Linked DNA regions of Homo sapiens: region 1 is linked to region 2. Evidence: chromatin contacts called from ENCODE Hi-C data. All regions are on one chromosome and are shown on one strand. Each heading gives the region's core, a stretch centred on a gene start or an enhancer-like site at or near the end of the contact. The rest is flanking DNA. Distances are from core to core; before and after follow the strand shown.

Region 1 (3,427 bases), core at 887-3,386, 120 kb before region 2:
TCACCTGGAAAATTTTTTAAAATATAAATACCTGAGCACCCCTTGTGAGGTTATGATTTAGCAGGCCTGGAGAAGAGCCACTGTCTACATTTTAACAAACTTCACAGAGGCTGTAGATAGAATTGGTCTATGATCACAATTCTAAGAAACTTTAAGAACAATACTGATGAGAAATGGGAAATACTATGTGCTTAAGAGATGCCCAAAGGTTTCAAAAAATTTGAAAAGCCAAATCATCAACGGATGCATGGAATGGGTAATGAGCACATGAAAAGATGCTCAAAATCATGGATCATTAGAGAAATGAAAATCACAACCACACTGAAATATCACTACAAACCTATTTGAATAGCTAAAATTTTTTAATGGCAATTTTCTGGTAGTGGTGGGCAATGGTATCACCACTTTGGAAATCAGCTAGGTAGTTTCTTGCTTTCTTTTTTTTGTTTTTTTGAGACGGAGTCTCGCTCTGTAGCCCAGGCTGGAGTGCAGTGGCACAATCTCGGCTCACTGCAAGCTCCGCTTCTCGGGTTCACGCCATTCTCCTGTCTCAGCCTCCCGAGTAGCTGGGACTACAGGCGCCCGCCACTAAGCCTGGCTAATTTTTTGTATTTTTAGTAGAGGCGGGGTTTCACCATGTTAGCCAGGATGGTCTCGATCTCCTGACCTCGTGATCCGCCCGCCTCGGCCTCCTAAAGTGCTGGGATTACAAGCATGAGCCACCACACCCGGCCTCAGTAGTTTCTTTTAAAGTTAAACATACATTACCTTGTGAACCAGCAATCTCACTCCTAGGTATTGACCCAAATGAAATAAAAATTTGTTCACACAAAAACCTATACATAGATGTTTATATCAACTTTATAATTACATTTATGTAATTCATTATATAAAATATAATGAATATAAAATTCATTACATAAAAAGTAATGAATTTTCAAAAACTGGAAACAACCCAAATGTCTTTCAACTAGTAAATGTATAAACAATCTGTGGTACATCCATGCTATGGAATATTACTCAACAATAACAAGAAACAAAATACTAACACATACAATGAGATGTTGAATTTTAAAATGGATGAACCTTAAAAGCATTATGCTAAGTGAAAGATGGACATGAAAGGCTACGTGTGGTATGATTCCATTTACTTGACATTCTGGAAAAGGCAAAACCATAGAGACAGAAAGTAAATCAGTGGTTACCAATGGCTGGGTGTTTGGGAAGATTTGACTGCAAAGGGATATAAGGGGATGTTTTGGATTGATGGAACTGTTCTAAGTCTTGATTAGGGTGCTGGCTATGTTACTGTACATTATGTATTTTAAAAGGTGAATTAATTATATGTAAATTATAACTCAATGAAAAGAAAATTCAATGTGAGGGCAAAAATACTGAAGGATAAATAGGGGGTTTATTTAGATTAAACCCATTACATTTTGAGAGCAGAGCACACTTTCTAGACTTGACTGGGTCCAATTTCAGCAGCATGGTAGAATGCTTAAGTGTAGAAATCATATCCAACTTATCTCCCCATGGGCCCATAGTACTTCCTTATGCAACTTATGAGTTCTCAGAGTAGCCCTGCAAACTGGTATACCCGCGCTTATACTCAAGGGTTAAAAAGTGTTGGATTGACAACTTAAAAAAAAAAACAGGCATTCAGCCTTACAGAAATCCTAGATGGCTCTGTTACTTCAGTCTATGATTTCGGTATTTTGAAATCACTGTCTGGGTATTTGTGTGGCCCGGAAGGCTAGTTTGGAGAACAAATACAGGGGTTTGCTAGTAGCGGGTAGGGTAGGACAGAAAGGGGTGAGGTGCTGAAAGGTGAGGGACAAATATGCTACTAATCAGTGTTTTTCAAGTGAATATTTCTACAGGGTAGAGCAGCAGTTGGCTTTTATAATCTAGATACAAAGTTGTTCTTTCTCCAGGGAGCTTCTTAGACTTACATGCTGCTGGTATATTCCTAGAATTCCACCTTAAAACAAGCTGAATGTCCTTATGGCTGACATCTCAGCATGGAAAAGTTTTGCTTAAGCAATGACACACTGCAGTTGGATCCTTCTCACCCACATCTGGAAGCCACATGTCAGCGGCAGCTATATAAAACGGTCAGACCAGCAATCTTAGAGTGACATTGTTTGCCAAAATCCCAGGCAGCATGGACCTCAGTCTTCTCTGGGTACTTCTGCCCCTAGTCACCATGGCCTGGGGCCAGTATGGCGATTATGGATACCCATACCAGCAGTATCATGACTACAGCGATGATGGGTGGGTGAATTTGAACCGGCAAGGCTTCAGCTACCAGTGTCCCCAGGGGCAGGTGATAGTGGCCGTGAGGAGCATCTTCAGCAAGAAGGAAGGTTCTGACAGACAATGGAACTACGCCTGCATGCCCACGCCACAGAGCCTCGGGGAACCCACGGAGTGCTGGTGGGAGGAGATCAACAGGGCTGGCATGGAATGGTAAGGGCCAGTCCCTGCACTGCACTGGGGCTGGGAACATCTCTGCATATCCCTCCTCCTGGGGGCTGCTAGACTCTCAAGGAATATCAGTAACCAAAGCCTGGGCAAATCCCACCCCAAACCTCACCACTGCATGCTCTGGGTGGAGCAGGGCTGCTGCTGAGCGGACTACATGACAGGACAAAAACCTGGGATGGGGAGTGTCTGTGGGAGACAGACTCCTCTGTGGCTCTGTTCCTTCCAGAAGCTGTTCTACCTACTCTCAGTTTGGGCCAGGGGCTGGTGTAGGTCGGCGAGAAGCTTGCTTACCAGACTACCAAAAGATATGTACAGAAACTGAAAGTAATAAACTTTATAGAAATTAAAACTTTCTGTGCCATCGGAATGGCATTTTTCTTTTTTAGAAATTTATTTTTACCATTTTACAAAAGTACTGGCCCACAGTAGTTTGGGAACAAGAAAAATAAACAATTGATCTCTCAGCACGGAGGGTTTGAGAACTATTGATTTAGAGCAAGTGAATGGAAAAGAGGGGACAAGGACATTTAGGCAAAAGAAAGTGGAATTAAATAGCTGTCTACTGCCTTGATTAAATGTGCTCTCTCAATTATGAGTACTGAGGTCCTTCTCTCTGCCTGAATTTAAAGTGGGTTTTATTGCTGGAAAATAGTTTACTAAAGGGTTTTGGAGAGAGGTGCTGTCTTCCCCTGACTGCATTCTGCCTTAAGCAGTGGCATGGAATTTTTTCGAGCTTGTACTTTTTTGTGGGGTGTGATTGTCTCAGCTGGGTCTCAGCCCAGGTGCTTGGTCAGGAGCTCATCCTAGTAGGCACTGACTGCTAGGCTGATTATTTACAACAGCCTAGATGGAGCCAGCACTCTAGGAGGCTTGGAGGAGAGAACGGAGGAGGCAGTCCAGGGAGGAGGAAGCCCACCTGGAGGGCTGCTGCATGTGC
Region 2 (3,545 bases), core at 434-2,933:
ATCAACTTAAGTTTCCATTTTTTTAAAGAAAAGTGGCAAAAAAGAAAAAAATCTGTTCATATTAGACTAAATTATGTGCTACAGAATGTTAGAACAGAAGGCTTTTCTGTGGTTTCCAACTCATGATAAACAAGGGAAGAAGATATTCAGAAATATTCATATGTATTTTCCAGGTATTTTTATGTATGTTGTCTAATTTATATCTCACAGCATCCTTGTGATATAACTGATATTGATTCCATCAATATTAGAAGATACTTACTCTATACCAGCCACTATTTTAAGCTCTCTGCATGTATTGACATATTGCATTATTACAGTAAACTTATGAGATAGGTGCTATTATTATTCCCATATTTCAGATGAAGAAACTGATGCACCAGGAAGTTAAGCAACTTACCCAAGATCCCACAGTATTTGGTGGATTCTGGATTCAAGCCCAGACAGTTTAACCCCAGAGCCTGTGCTCCTTAACCACTTTTTATTTAATCTGTCTTTTACAGATGCAAAAACAGATGGCAAGTGGGGTTACTTGCCCCACATCACAAAGCATGTTAGTGGCAGTGCCAAGATTTACACCCAGGTCTGCCTGATTTTAAAGGCAAACTTTCTCTGCTAGATCAAAAAGACAGTAACAGAAACTGAGATATACCTCCAGCCTTTGCCCTATTGAAAACCCCATCGGATTTAGAGATCAGAAAAAAAATAATCCATATACTGTTCCTGCAAAGCAGTAAATCAGCTCGAAAAAAAGAGATGTTAGGTATTTGAACCTATAGAAAACACACACAAACATAGCACTTTGCATCTTTCTTGAGGTATTCAGGTACCGTGTTCGGCTGGATGCTTTATTCATCTGAGCTCTTGTCCTATTTCTTACCATTATCCTGCCAGCCCTAGAGGGCAGTAACATTCCCTGAAGGACCTAGCCCAGTTCTTTATGCAGAATAAGCTCAAATAAAGATTGTGGGATTGGGGCAGACTGGTGTTACGTGGAGGTGGCCACTCAGCTGAGATCCTGAGCATCCTCAAACATGATGACTCCAGCAGAGATATCTGCCCATCACCCCACTGAGACATCAAGGAAAGGTGTTATTTACTAGGTGCTGGGGTGGGCAGCTGTAGGCCATGGTTTAGGAAAGTCCAAGATGGGGAGGAGTCTGGCTGGGATTATAAAGAAGAGAGAACTTAGAGGGCGGTGGGGGGAGCAGGGGTGACGGTGGGGAGGAAGGAGTAGTTTGAGCAGACAGAAAAGGAGAAGCCCGTAAAGTGAAATTGTTCAGCTAATCAGTTACAGGGGCCTGCTGCTTTAATACCGCACCCCTCCACCGCAGTTCCAGGGCATCTGGCCTTTCCCTCCCCCCTCTGTCTCCTCAGCAACCTCCCACACTTCATACCCCACCCATTGTCACAAACAAGCCCCAGTAGGGCAGTATTCCCCACCATTCCCAGCCCTCCCCTCTGAACAGGGCCAAATTAGGGCTTTATGCCCCAGCGCCACCCCTAGAAGCTCCTAAGCTGCCCCCTCCTCCCCTGCTGCAGGCTCTCTGACTGGCTCTGCATTGCAGCCTGCAGTCGCTGCACCTCCATGTGCTGCGAACTCAGCCCAGCTCTCCAAGCTCTGATCTGCACTGCGGTGCCGCCCCCGCATGTCTTCCCATTCTCCACTCTGCGCTACTGCTTGCAGCTTACATAAGCCCCGTGCACACATGCAGTGAATTCATCTCTATCATTAAAACCCCGGGCGAGACAGTGAAAGCTGAAATGCTACTAGGTTGTCCTCCTCTCAGGAGCTGTCAAATAGTCATGCCCTGAAACGACAAATCCAGCACAACAAATACCCTGTGACAGGTCAGAAAGGCAGCTTGATCTAACCATGGACAGCGAACTCTTCTTCCTAAGGAAGTAGGGACACTTGAGAAGGAGGCCTGTGAGTCAGTGCTTTGACCTCTCTGCTAGCACAGCGCGTCACCCAACCTGCTGCGACAATCGCCAGCCGCGTAAAGCCAGCCAAAATCATCAAATCTACTTTGCCAAGAGAAATGAAGGACATACTGGTTTGTGCTAAATCTTCTCAATTACCTCACTTCATAGACTGACCTTGTCAGTAATTGCTTCCCGCCTGGCTTTACTAGAATGTTCTACAGTGAAAATATTAAGAATTTTCCCTGGGGCCATGGGCTAGTCCCAGTTTCCTGCTGGCGAGAGTGAATGGCGCCAACATCTCCTCCTTTTGCCTCTGACCAGCCACAGCCACTCTCTTGCTTTCCTGAGAGCCTTTGAAGTCTCACCCCAGGAAGCTCAGGCCCTAAAATATCTGTACTTCACCTTCATGTGGATTCTCCTTGTCTTACAGAGCAAAGACCATCAAGCCCAGTTCACCAATCCATCTGCCTTTATTAGGTGGAATTGAGCCACAGAATATCTTTCTAGTGAGGACAAAGCATTTTATAGGGTCGGGTTCATCACCTGCAGAGGCAGGAAGAAGGAACTGCTTACAATCAACACAACATACCTAGGCTGGGAAAGCCAAAAAAGCCACATCACCCTCTGCCCAGGACTAACTCCTAAGATTCCTATTTGCTGTGATCAAGCTCCCAACCCCAGCAGGATCCAGTTCTCAAAAGCTAGTCTTAAATATAGGAACAGAAGGGGTATGGATTCAGGGAGGGGAACTAGTGAAGAAAATTAGGTCCATGGTAGGGTGATCAACCACCCCAGTTTTCCCTAGATTAAGGGGAGGACACAGACTTTCAGCCAGGAAAGTTCTGGGCAGACTGGGACAAGTTGGCACCACAAAGCAAGGGTAGAGGTGGTAAAGCAATTTCTTCTTGGCAACTTGAGCTTTCAATTAAAAAGAAATATTTTTTTCTTCCCAAAGTATACAAGAGAGTATTTGCTCCTTGGAGACTGGTAAGGAAGAGGACAACTCCTCATGAACATTTTAGAAACTTGATAAGCAGAACCTGATTGGGAATGTAAACAAGACAGCATTACGGGAAAAGGTGTCAAGAAATCTAATGGACTAATAATGTTCAGGACATTTAATCTTCAGCTATGTCTTGTTTATGCCAGTTAGAGTGGCATAAGTCATGAAAAATGACTCCATATCCGGGATGGCATCCCCACACTCCACTCCTGGCTGTCCCCATCCCCTGCCTGAAACTTAGAATAGTAACAGCCGCCTTCTACATGGCATTTACTGGGCATTGGACTTGGTCTCCTAGAAGCAGTCAGCTGCAACCTAATGGAAAGAGCCCTGATCTAGAAGTCCAGACACCTGAGTTCTATTTTCATTTTGGTACCCTCTGATTGTATGACCTTAGACAAGCACCAACCTTCCCTAAGCTATAAAATGTGGAAAACAGTTCCTGCTCCTCTCCCTACCCCCATTGTTGTGAGGATTAAATATGTAGAATGGGCTTCCAATGATTCTTAAAGTCTGAGGCCCTGAACAACAATTCCCAGGATGTCTTAAGTCCTGGTTTCCCATACTGATTCACGTTGTGCCCCAGTATTGGGAGTCATTGGATCCACTCTAGATA

What was found. Hi-C counts contacts between places; a loop is a spot of excess contacts on that map. Pooled maps may share reads with other maps.
Region 1: a map of dorsolateral prefrontal cortex shows a loop between it and region 2 (2.8-fold over the local background). The contact joins the promoter of DPT here to the enhancer-like site in region 2. A Hi-C loop is called at or near these places in 2 of 168 maps with a recorded cell type or tissue (Caco-2 and dorsolateral prefrontal cortex) and 4 of 50 pooled maps.

Annotation. Positions count from the first base shown.
Region 1 is chr1:168,727,915-168,731,341 of GRCh38, reverse strand. It overlaps DPT (dermatopontin), which reads left to right and starts at 2,136. Exons shown (of 4, transcript NM_001937.5): 1 at 2,136-2,472. The coding sequence starts at 2,168.
Region 2 is chr1:168,607,694-168,611,238 of GRCh38, reverse strand. No RefSeq gene overlaps it. Among named protein-coding and RNA genes, the nearest start is that of XCL1, 33 kb to the right of the region's middle. Within about 2 kb of position 1,683, at least 10 of the 41 ENCODE cell types and tissues checked have a DNase peak (open chromatin) inside an H3K27ac peak, as active enhancers do; they include dorsolateral prefrontal cortex, where a contact is called at or near this core.